Regions from separate parts of the Homo sapiens genome. Here region 2 is linked to region 1. Evidence: chromatin contacts called from ENCODE Hi-C data. All regions are on one chromosome and are shown on one strand. Each heading gives the region's core, a stretch centred on a gene start or an enhancer-like site at or near the end of the contact. The rest is flanking DNA. Distances are from core to core; before and after follow the strand shown.

Region 1 (6,318 bases), core at 3,205-5,704:
GGAAGTTGCAGTGAGCTGAGATACTATTGCACTCTAGCCTGGGTGACAGAGCGAGAATCTGTCTCAAAAAAATAAAATAAAATAAAATAAATAAAAAATAAATAAAAATGACGAACTAAATGAATGAGAGCAGGTCATGCATGGGTCCGTGATGTGTTTGATAAACCAATAATTATAATTATTCTGATTCTAGGCACTAGTGGCCCAATTAAAAACAAAAACACCTATCTTAAACAAACAGTAGTGTATGATAAAAGAAACAAGATGATAAACTAGAGGAAATGCCGGAAGCTCAAATCTGGACTACAGATGGAAGACTCAGTTTGAAGGGATACATCAAAGGTTTGGAGCCCCAGCAAAAAACCACATCACAAAAGCTTCTCCAGGTCAGCTCTCAGGAAAACATTACAAAGATCTACCTGGAACATGTCTTTCCTTTTATAAACCTTTTCTCCCATTTCAAAACTGCCCTCTGACACCACTCCTCGAAACCGGCGAACAGCCTGAAGATCCGAACAGCTGAGGACATGGGTTCTTTGCTTTTCAAGACGACTGAACTTTCTCATCTGTTCGACTTGGGCTATCTTTTTCCTACAAGGCATTAAATGTGAAATAAGCCCTTGCTTGGCAGTCTGCCATGGAGAAGTATACTCTTACAACTCCTGTAACCTATGCTCTTAGCACCCAGAACTCTGTAATACAGATCACAGTGCTGTGACGCTTTGGTCATTTCCAGGCAATGAGTGTTATTTTCAAAAAAATATATCTAAGGAGTACTTTACTGTAATTCCATCATTACAAATACAAAAGCTGGCTTTGCTTTTTGCACTCTTTAAGACTTGGAGAAAACTACAACTTGTAACTCCAAACTATGGGCTGGGCTTTTCTCTTCCGGCACACAGAAGACGCTTCATGAATGTTTGTGGAATAAACTGACATTGTTTTCCAAATAATAATTTTTAAGACCCCGAATGTCAAGAGAAAACACTTGTTGAATGAAACATTCTTCCGATAGATCATATTTACATAGCAGAAAATGACCTACAAAGTATGAATGTATATTTATGGAGGGATGTCAAAGGAATTGTTAAAATTTGGGACTGTCTTTGGAAATTAAGGACATGTGAGATCAGCCACTGTGGCAAGGACACGCCTTCAAAATAGGTACAGAATCCAGAGGGTCAAAAAATACACACACACAAACACTACACATACAGATTTAGTGACAGTGACTGAGAGGTTAGGAGATTCAGAAAAAGACTGCCTATATTAATGACCCTCTTGTTTGTTTATTTGGAGACTGAGTCTCGCTCTGTTGCCCAGGCTGGAGTTCAGTGGCGCGATCTCAGCTCACTGCAACCTCCACCTCCCGGGTTCAAGCAATTCTCGTGCCTTAGCCTCCTGAGTAGCTGGGATTACAGGCGGCTGCCACCATGCCCAGCTAATTTTTGCATTTTTAGTAGAGACGGGGTTTCACCATGTTGGCCAGGCTGGTCTCAAACTCCTGACCTCAACTGATCCGCCTGCCTCAGCCTCCCAAAGTGCTGGGATTACAGGTGTGAGCCACCGGGCCCAGCTGACCCTCCTATTAAGATGGCAAATTCTCCAAATCACTTGCGTATGTTGAATTTGTTTGCCAAAAGATGGCAGCAGGAAAATGCTGGCCTCACCGAGACTGAAGGGAAAATGAAAGAAATAATTAATTCCTTTTGGATGAAGTCAGCAGTCAAAATGAAAGACCTTTCCCGCAAGGTTAGCAGTCAGAAGTAGATATTCCAGAATATCTACAGCAAGAGGAAGGAAAAGCCTCCTTTCCCATCATTAAGGGCATTTATCTGAAATAGAGAGAGATCATGTACTTTTCAGAAGATCATAAGCAAGTCCATGCATGGATACACGTTCATATTTTCCCACTTGAAGTTATTTACATTAAAAAAAAAAATCCGGGCCACTCCACCCTCATGGCTGCCTGCTCTTCGATTAACCTGGCTTGCCGAAAGACTTTGTTCTTTCTTTTGTGCCATCTAAGCACACACGTATTCATTTCTCCCTAAATTAATTTGCTCCCTGGTGTGCTGGTTTCCAAGCTTTAAGTCATTTCACGTGTGTGTGTTTTGTGGCCACAGCCCAATGGCACAGCTCTTGCATGCTGTCATGCTGTTGGCTTGACTCAACTTGAATTTGCTGAAACCTGAAGGCAAAAACAGCCTTCTCCTGTCCTGTGGCCGCCTGGGGTGGGGTACCTTGAAGGTGCTTCTTTTTCCTTTGCTACTAGGTTGGTGTAAAAGTAACTGCGGACAGGGCACGGTGGCACATGCCTGTAATGCCAGTGCTTTGGGAGGCTGAAGTGGGTGGATCACCTGAGGTCAGGAGTTCGAGACCAGACTGACCAACATGGCAAAACCCCGTCTCTACTAGAAATACAAAATTAGTCAGGTGTGGTGGCACATGCCTGTAATCCCAGCTACTCAGGAGGCTGAGGCAGGGGAATCACTTGAACCTGGAAGGCGGAGGTTGCAGTGAGCCAATGTTACGCCATTGCACTCCGGTGTGGGCAACAAGAGGGAAACTCTATCTCAAAAAAAAAAAAAAAAAAAAAAGGAATTGAGGTTTTTGCCATTGAAAATAATGGCAATAACTGCAATTACTTTTAAAAAATGTTTTATTTATTTTTTGATTTTCATTTTTTTTGAGACGAGTCTTGCTCTGTTACCCAGGCTGGAGTGCAGTGGTGCGATCTCGGATCACTGCAACCTCCTCCTCCTGGGTTCAAATGATTTTCCTGCCTCAGCCTCCCAGGTAGCTGGGATTACAGGCACTGGCCACCATGCCCGGCTAATTTCTGTATTTTTAGTAGAGATGGGTTTCACCATGTTGGCCAGGCTGGTCTCAAACTCCTGACCTCAAGTGATCCACCCACCTCGCCTCCCGAAGTGCTGGGATTACAGACGTGAGCCACCGCTCCTGGCATAATAACCACAATTACTTTTGCACCAATCTAATACCCAACAGCTCCCCCACCCTCCTCCAAATTTGTCACAACCTGGGTTTCACCTATCCCGACTGCCTTCATTCCCTTTTACCTAGTGAAATACGGAGTTGAGTAAAAATAAATGTTACCTACTAACACACACTCTGGGAGTCTGAGATCAGCATTGGATGCTGTGACCTCATGATCCCTTCAGGCAGGTACTCTGTGTGTGTTTGCACCCAAATACAAGCAATAGATCGGTATGGATGGGGAAGGGAGGAGGTAACACTGAACTTCATGATAAATCATAATAATAATTAACCACCACGCAGGATGACCAGTGCTCTCTTCATTGTTGCGTCAAAGGCCACCAGGCTATCTACGCTGATACTGCTCAGCTCCTGGTGTTGTGGGTCACTCCCTATAAATTCCCTCCTGTTTCATTCTGGCTGCTGGATGACTCAGTTTCTTCTTCTAATATTCTGTCTGTATCTTCCCTTCTTCTAAGTGTAGGCATTTTTAGCATTCTGTTAGTCGTTTACGGTTTCTTTACCTTAACCACTTACTTATTCAACCAATGTCTTCAGTTCTCATTTCAATGCAGGTGCCTACTACATCTTTTTTTTTCCTGCTAAACTATGTTTCTTCTAAAAAATATTTGAAGTATAATTTATATACAATACACTGCACATATTGAGTGTATGCTTTTATGATTTTGACATCTATACATTGCAAAACCATCACCGCTAAAATTACAAACATTTCTATCAATTCCAAATGAGTTTCTTTGTGAGCACAGCCAATTTTTATCCTTACTCTGGAAGCTCTATTGGTTTCGAAGGGATGTGACCTGATGCAGAAGCCCAGGGCTTAACATGGGGTCACTGATAATATTCAAGAAATCAACAGAACTCTACTCAAAAATCTACCTCTTTCTCAGGGGGAAAATTCCCAACAAGACTTGGGACTTCAAGTCTGACTCATGCTGTGTCCTGGGGCGCAGACTCGGGCTCTGATAAGAGGAAGTCAATCTGTCCTCTATTTGTTTATAATGAGTCATGCTCGAAGTCAGGCATCTAGTTTTTGTCTCTCCTCTGTCATGGTTAGGCAAGAATTGGAGGAAGATACACCCCAATTCGGAGTGCAGTGATCCTTAAAGTGTCCGAGGGCTCCAGTGTAGTTCAGGACGTGGGACTTAATGGGGACCCCTACCAATGGAGGCCGGGAGCACCAAGTCTTGGAGTTGAGGTCTACCTTCCTCCCACATCTCCAGGGCAGATGTTAGTGAGTTACAGATTTATTTGCAAGAGGAAAGGGAAAAGGCAGCTGAGTTTTCAGTAAGTCCTTGAGTCCTGTCCACTCTACCCCCTACCCCCATCTATTAGTGACAGAGGGCGGCATGAGTCACAACTCTCAGCCCAAGCCCACACTGGAGCAATTAACCACATAATTGCCTCAGTGATGAACCTTCCCCCAGCTGCAAGCCGCCCCCGGGGCAGCGCTCTAGGCTGTGAGCCAACAGCCTTCAGTTGCATGAATTGTGAAGGCCTGGGTTTAAACAGCCGAAGTTGCAATTCTTTTAGCCAATGCCTTCTTGGCTCCAATTTAAAATTCTTATACATGAGTCCTGATGGGAGCATGGAGGATGTTTCAACTAGAATTAATGTCACAATCAAGTCAACATAAAGTAGATTTATCTGCTGTTTCCATGCATTGCAGCAAAGTGCTCTGTTCTGAGAACAAATTACCATAGCAACTCAGCCGCCCCAGTTACAGTAAGCTCAGTACGACCAAAATAAAAATCCTTACCAAGTTGTAGGATTGGCGAGTGAGAGTTGCTGAACATCGACTTTCAGTTTCCAGATGACATTAGCCAGCATATATTTTGGTTTTAAAAAATCGCTGAAAGGGAGGCTTTAAATAATAACAAAATTATAAAGCCAGGTTACAAACAGAGAGGGGTCCTAGGCTGTTCCACCGCGAGCTTAAACACAAGCAAACTTCAATGCCAAACAGCAGCGTTTTTTTGTTAAAACAGAAGGCTGCCGAAAAGGCTCATTACTACTTATCGTGGCGTGCCCATTCCGTTTCACATGGTGGGGAGCATGATCAGGTTGATGCTGGTCTTTAAGAAGAAGCAATTCAATACAAAAACAGGTTTTCTGTAGGTGTGAAAGGAAGAAAAGCAAAACCACGTTCGTTTTTTTCCCTCCACCCCCATCCCCCACAATACTAAATTTTGGTTCTGCCTAATTCTCTGTTCTCTCTCTAGTGCCTTCCTTCTCCCACTTTGCTCTGCTCCCTCATCCTGATCACCAACAAGCAAAATCGCCCCTCTGTTCAGCCTGCCCATCCTCGTTTTCTTCATCCTCACCACCCCCCATGGCTTCCTCAGACCCCCAGGCGGGCGTGTGCCCCTAGGTCTCCTGGACACACCACACAGGATGACCAGCGCTGTCTTCATTGTTGCCTTGAAGGCCGCCAGCGCTCATACGGCTCAACTCCTGATGTTGTGGGTCACTCCCTTGAAATTCCCTCCTGTTTTCATTCTGGCTGCTGGATGACTCAGTTTCTTCTTCTAATTTTCTGTCTCTATCTTGCCACCTCCTAAGTGTAGGCATTTTTAGCGTTCTGTTAGTCGTTTCAGGTTTCTTTACCTTAACCACTTATTTATTCAGCCAATGTTTTCAGTTCTCACTTCAGTGCAGATGCCTACTACATCTTTCTTTTTTTCCCCCTCTTTTGACACAGTCTGTCTCTGTCACTCAGGCTGGAGTGCAGTGGTGCAATCTCCGCTCACCGCAACCTCAGCCTCCCAGGCTCGAGAGATTCTCACGCCTCAACCTCCCAAGTAGCTGGGACTACAGGTGTGGACCACCACGCCCGGCTAATTTTTGTATTTTTAGTAGAGATGGGGGTTTCACTATGTTGACCAGACTGCTCTCGAACTCCTGGCCTCAAGTGATCCGCCCACCTTGGCCTCCCAAAGTGCTGGGATTACAGGCGTGAGCCACCACGCCCAACCCCTACTACATCTTGTATTGAGACTGTCCCCTGGCTCTCTGCTATCTCAAAATCAACCTGATCAAAACCGTACTTCTCCTTTCCCATCAAAACTGTACTTCTCCGTTTCCAAATCAAGTCCTTCTCTAGACTTTAACTTTTCTCTTCAACAGTCTCATCATCTCCTGAGCCCAGGCTTAAAAAGTAGGCATTATTTAGACTCTTCCCGGGCATACATTTCATTTGCCACCTTCCAAAGATTGTCCTTCCTTCCATTTCGAAAGCTGTCATTCTAGTTCTGGCCTTCGTTACCTGTTGCTTAGATTGTTACAACAGCTTCTGAG
Region 2 (6,510 bases), core at 3,445-5,944, 650 kb before region 1:
ATCTCAGCACTTTTAGAGGCTGAGATGGGCAGATGACCTGAGGTCAGGAGTTCAAGATCAGCCTGGCCAACATGTTGAAACCTTGTCTCTACTAAAATACAAAAATTAGCTGGGTATGGTGGCGGGCGCCTGTAATCCCAGCAACTTGGGAGGCTGAGGCGGGAGAATTGCCTGAACCCGAGAGGTGGCGGTTGCAGTGAGCCGAGATCGTGCCATTGCACTCCAGCCTGGGTGACAGAGCAAGACTTCGTTCTAAAAAGAAAAAAAAGAAAAAAAAATAGTATGTCCAAAAGGTAGCTTTTGATTTTCACTCCTTGGACCCCGATACCTATTTTTCCCCTCATTGTCTTCACATCAGTTAGTGGCCCTACCATCTTCCCAATCGCTTGAACCAAATAGCAAGGTGTTTTTTTTATTTTTATTTTTATTTTTTTTTGAGACAGTGTCACACCGTCGCCAGGCTGAAGTGCGGTGGCACGATCTCGGCTCACTGTAACCTCTGCCTCCTGTGTTCAAGTGATTCTCCTGCCTTAGCCTCCCAAGTAGCTGGGACTACAGGCACACACCACCATGCCCAGCTAATTTTTGTATTTTTAGTAGAGACGGGGTTTCACCATGTTGGCCAGGCTGGTCTCCATCTTTTGAACTTGTGATCCGCCCGCCTCGGCCTCTCAAAGTGGTTGGATTATAGGCGTGAGCCACCATGCCCGGCCGCAAGGTGTTACTCTTGATTTTGCCTTTCCCTTTATCCTTCATCTCCAGGATATCAGTAAGTGTTACGTCTTATGTCTAGAAAATCACTGTCTCCTTCTACCCTGCCATCTCTACACCAGGGTTACAAACAAGAGCCCACTGCTGGCTCCTTGTTTTGTAAATAAGATTTGTTGGACTACAGCTATGCCCGTACATGTACATTTTGTGTATGGCTGCTTTTGTGCCACAACAGCAGGGTTGAGTATTGCGACAGAGACCCCCATTGCCCACAAGCCTAAAACATTTGCCATCGAGCCCTTTAAGAAAGAGTTTGCTGGCCGTGCGCGGTGGCCGTGGCTCCCGCCTGTAATCCCAGCACTTTGGAAGGCTGAGGCAGGCGGTGAGGTCTGGAGTTCGAAACCAGCCTGGCCAACATAGCGAAACCCTGTCTCTACCGAAAATACAAAAATTAGCCTGGTGTGATGGTGCACGCTTGTAATTCCAGCTACTCGGGAGGCTGAGACAGAAGAATTGCTTGAACCTGGGAGGCAGAGGTTGCAGTGAGCTCATATTGTGCCATTGCATGCCAGCCTGGGTGACAGAGTAAGACTGTCTCACAACAAAACAAAACAAAGAAAAAGTTTGCTGACCTCTGATCTGAGCTCTTGTCTCTTGCCTGGACAATTGCTCCTGACTTGTTTCCTAACTTCACTCTCAGAGTAGTCATCATGGCCTTTGAAACATTATGCAGGTAAGGTAATTATCTTGCTTAAAATCTTCTAATGTTGTCCAGCCACTGTTAGAATAATGTACATTTCTTACACTGGCCTGTGAGGGCCTGCAGAATCTTGCTCCATACTCTCTCCAATGTGATGCTGTACCATTCCATTTTTGCTCATGACATCTGGCCACACCAGCTCCTTGCTGCTCCTGGAACCGTCCAAGCCATTTCCATGTTCTGGGTATTAATACTTGTTTCCCCTACCCGAAGGACTCTTCCCCTAGCTCCTTTCGTATCCGACTTATTCTCATCCTTTGGGTTTTCCCTGACTTTCCTGATTTTCTTGTCAGAAGTAGTTCCCTTCACTACAGAGCAGGATGCATCAGCTTGTCACTGTTCATTCCCCAGTGCCTAATATAATGCTTTGGCACAGCATAAGTGCCAGATAAATATTTCTTGAAAGAAGACTGAATGAATGGATGAATGATAAACACATTTCAAAATCATTTGCCTTTCTGTTCATTTTTTGAGATGTAGTTAAATATGGTAAATCTTTCCTGAGTAATTTAGACTCTTTGGTTTGTTAAACAAATTTTATGTTAGACAGTTACTTCTGCTAATGCATTCTTTTTAAAATCGTGTTTAGGAATTCCATATTTAAATCAGGAAGAAGAAAGACAGTTAAGAGAGCAGTATGATGAAAAACGTTCACAGGCGAATGGTGCAGGAGCTCTGTCCTATGTATCTCCTAACACTTCAAAATGTCCTGTCACGATTCCTGAGGATCAAAAGAAGTTTATTGACCAAGTGGTGTAAGTTCCTAAATTAAAACTAAGCGTGCATTGTGTGCTATATATTGGGGATGACAGGCATCTATATCTCAAACCTGTGCTTTACAAACATAGTACACACACGGGTGTGATGTTGTGAATGGCAGGATATAATTGTGGCATATTAAAAAAAAAATTTTTTTTTTTTTTTTTTTGAGACAGTCTTGCTCTTTTGCCCAGGCTGGAGTGCATTGGTGCAATCCTGGCTTACTGCAACCTCTGCCTCCTAGGTTCAAGCAATTCTTGTGCCTCAGCCTCCAGAGTAGCTGGGATTATAGGCGTGCACCACCACACCCGCCTAATTTTTATATTTTTAGTAGAGACGAGGTTTTGCCATGTTGGCCACGCTGGTCTCGAACTCCTGGCCTCAAGTGATCTGCCCGCCTCAGCCTCTCAAAGTGTTGAGATTACAGGCATGAGCCAGCATGCCTAGCCGGCATATTCAAATTAGTGTAACAGCAACAAATTGTAAATAGAGTTCCATGTATTGTACTTGGACTTGCTACATGTCACTAGGCAAGAGATTTCAGTACGTGGTCAGACCTGCGTGGATTTTTTATTTTATTTTATTTTTTTTAATAGAGACGGATCTCACTATGTTTCCCAGGCTGGTGTCAAACTCCTGAGCTCAAGGGATCTTCCTGCCTCAGCCTCCCAGAGCGCTGGGATTACAGGCGTGAGCCATTGTCCAGCCCCTTTTCTTGTTTTTTAAATGCTAATCAGCTGACTTCTAAAACTTGCATGGACTGAATACCTGACAGCCACTGTCCAATGTCCTTGAAGGCAGAGGAGTGGATCAGGCTTATCCAGCCTGTAGCATGTCCATGTTCTCTTTGCTTGCAGTAAAGGTGCCGACAAGCAGATGTGATTTTGGACAAGTGTCTGGTCTTGCTCAGCTTAGTTGTTGGTGTAACCATTTTACTGGGAAAGTCAAAAATTAAATCACTTGTATTGACGAGTCCTTGAGAAGTTGTCACTAATAAATAGCAGCAGTAACCCTCTTCCCCCCAAAATACGCCAAATAAAGCTTTTTTATTTTATGTTATTTATTTTTTGAGACAGGGTCTCGTTCTGTTGCCAAGGCTGGAGTGCAGTGATGCGATCACAGCTCACTGCAGCCTCAACTTCCTGGGCTCAGGTGATCCTCCCACCTCCGCTTCTGGAGTAGCTGGGACCACAGTTACACTGCACCACTCCCAGCTAATTTTTAAGATTTATTTTTTGTAGTGAGGGGCTCTCAGTATATTGCCCAGGCTGGTCGCGAACTCCTGGGCTCAAGTGATCCACCCAACGTCGACCTCCCAAAGTGCTGGGATTCTATGCCTAGGTCAAAATAAAGCATTTTTAAAAAAGTCTTTGAACTAAAATTTCTAGGGTAATTTGGTAGAATTACATTGTCACATGTTCTTATAGTTAGACTGTTTTTGGTTGTGATTATTTTCTTGGTTGATGACTTCATTCCTTAAAGGTACTGATGGTTATGGTCTATTCTTATTCCTCAGAGAGAAAATAGAGGATTTATTACAAAGTGAAGAAAACAAGAACTTGGATTTAGAGCCATGTACCGGGTTAGTTGTCCTGAACATTTCTGCATGTCCTTTTTTTGGAAAGGTAGATGGTTTGTGGCATTTGATGCATCTAGTCTTTTAAAAACAGCTTTATAAAGGGTCTTTTTATTATTGCTATGTTCTCAAGAATTAAACACTAACTTTAGCGTTACACAGTGGGGATGACTGTGTATACTGAGACACTGAATGAATGCTTTGTCCTGTACTTGGAGCGGAGAAAACTGTTGTGCAACCTTGACTTTCAGTTATGCCCAAGAGTGGCATAATTAATTTGGCCTTGAGGCGCGCTTAATACGTGAAGGCTTCAGAAGAAAGAATTCACTTTCAGGCTACTTCCACCCTTTTAATTTCTCTCTGTATTCAGAGAACATTAGCATTTCAAAGAGTCAGTAACGTGATTGTCTTTTTTTCCTTTTACTTTGTGAGGAGTTTCACAAAAGTATTTCAATGCATCTGTCTACTTTAAGCTCTCTTTATGCAGCTGCAGGAAGCAATATTTTGATTAGACGAGAACTTCTACCTCTTCAGTAAAAGCAGCATAATATTAAAGAAAATTTTAGAAGACAAGTGATGAGGAAATCCCCCCACCTCAAAAAACCTGCGTATTTTTGTTTGCAAATTACCTATCAGTTCTAATGAAGTCTCTTTTTAAAGCGAAATCCTTCTCAACAAATGCTTGATCAGTTTGGATTTACTTCTAATGAGCCAAAATCAATACCTTTTCTTTTGTTTTTATAGGTTCCAAAGAAAACTAATTTATCAGACTTTGAGCTGGAAGTAAGTATTTATATTGTATGCAGCAGCTCTGTGGGGGACCCAGGATTTAAAGACTAAATATAATCTCTTAGTTCTCATTTCCTTTTTGAAATTCTGCGGTTCTCAGTGATTTGACTACATGAAGTTCCCCCTACTTTCTTAAGTTGAATACTCACTTAATTTTCTTTTGTTATTGTTTTTTAACAGATGCTTTAAGGCTTCTTAAAATAATTATCACTTTGGTGCATCTGTTAAGCTATGGATTGGTAGTGTTTTTGTCCTTTGGGGTATACAATAAATATTTGGTTTTCAGACCTAGGAAATACTCAGATGAATGCTTTTGGTAAAGCAAGAGTTCTTAACTTAGGGTGAGACTATGGATGGGTTTCAGGAGGTCTGTGAATCCCCTGAAATAACATCCAGACTTTTGTGTGTGTATTTTTCCAAGGATGTTTCCCTTGGTTTCCTTGTGTTTGCAGGTGGGTCTTCAACTCAGAAATTGAACATTGACATAGACAGGTGGACATTTCCATTTGACTTTGGGGACCTTGTTCTTCTGTTGGAATCTACCAGTGACATGTATACTGGGAATATACTTTGAACACAACAGGAAAGGGCTGTTTAGTTTGCCCACACTCCTTTCCTGTCATGTCGTCCTTGCAGCCTACTCCACCTGCATTCCAGATCCCTCTCCTCCTTGGCTGATGCAAGCTGTTAATACCATGCAAAACTACAGCAGAGCTGGCCATCTAAAACCTCCTCTTTATATGCCCTGTGCAATCTAAAAAGACTCAGGCCGGGCGCGGTGGCTCACTCCTGTAATCCTGGTACTTTGGGAGGCCGAGGTGGGCAGATCACCTGAGGTCAGGAGTTCAAGACCAGCCTGGCCAACATGGTGAAACCCCGTCTCTACTACAAATACAAAATTTAGCCGGACATGGTGGCACATGCCTGTAATCCCAGCTACTTGGGAGGCAAAGGCAGGAGCATCTCTTGAACCCTGGAGGCAGAGGTGCAGTGAGCCAAGATTGCGGCTTGGCACTCCAGCCTGAGTGGCAGAGTGAGACTCCATCTCAAAAAAATAAATAAATAAATAAAATAAAAAGACTTTCACAATTTCAGTTAGGAAACATTTTTATATTTGGAAGCAAGATTTGACTCTGTGGTAATGAGTTGACTGTATTTTGAGATGTAGGACATTTTAGAAAGTGCCTAAGTCCTGGTCAGGCGCAGTGGCTCACACCTGTAATCCCAATACTTTGGGAGGCCCAGGCGGGAGGATCACGAGGTCAGGACATCGAGACCATCCTGGCTAACACGGTGAAACCCCGTTTCTACTAAAAATACAAAAAATTAGCTGGGTGTGGTGGCAGGTGCCTATAGTCCCAGCTACTTGGGAAGCTGAGGCAGGAGAATGGCGTGAACCAGGGAGGTGGAGCTTGCAGTGAGCCGAGATCGCGCCACTGCCCTCCAGCCTGGGCGACAGAGAGAGACTCTTGTCTCAAAAAAAAAAAAAAAAATAGAAAATACCTAAGTCCTAAAAAAAATTAATTTGAAGTCAAATCCACGTTTATGTGTTTAAGAGCAAGGGTAAGGAAACATTTAGCAGCTGAAACGTTATAAAATAAATGTGCTGTAAAGTCTCCATTGTAGTGATAATTATTTTGTAGTTAATAAAACTTACTTAATTAGTAGCTGGATAGTTGCTTATAAAATACTTTGGGATTTAGCTGTCATTGACTCATCTACTGATACTATGTTTTTCTTTTCTTTAGGTATCCGAAAGGCATTCATGTTGAGACTTTAGAAACTGAAAAGGTAACCCCAAGAATTATCTAGGGCTAACATTAAACACATCCATTGTTACACTGTTAGGGGTTTCTTTTTTTTTTCTTTTTTTTTTTCCCTCAGGGTCTTTCTCTGATTACCCAGGCTGGAGTGC

What was found. A loop is a pair of places that touch in the nucleus more often than their neighbours do. Pooled maps may share reads with other maps.
Region 2: a loop to region 1 is called in a pooled map, with 5 times the contacts of the local background. The contact joins two enhancer-like sites. A Hi-C loop is called at or near these places in 2 of 37 single-sample maps with no recorded cell type and 3 of 50 pooled maps.

The regions. Positions count from the first base shown.
Region 1 is chr16:13,955,652-13,961,969 of GRCh38, reverse strand. No RefSeq gene overlaps it. Among named protein-coding and RNA genes, the nearest start is that of ERCC4, 39 kb to the right of the region's middle. RefSeq lists enhancers at 4,161-4,280, 4,094-5,293 and silencers at 4,381-4,440, 4,461-4,510, 5,751-5,820. Within about 2 kb of position 4,454, at least 34 of the 41 ENCODE cell types and tissues checked have a DNase peak (open chromatin) inside an H3K27ac peak, as active enhancers do.
Region 2 is chr16:14,606,360-14,612,869 of GRCh38, reverse strand. It overlaps PARN (poly(A)-specific ribonuclease), which reads left to right. Exons shown (of 24, transcript NM_002582.4): 7 at 2,061-2,226; 8 at 3,747-3,812; 9 at 4,551-4,589; 10 at 6,344-6,386. Among named protein-coding and RNA genes, the nearest start is that of PARN, 21 kb to the left of the region's middle. Within about 2 kb of position 4,694, at least 3 of the 41 ENCODE cell types and tissues checked have a DNase peak (open chromatin) inside an H3K27ac peak, as active enhancers do.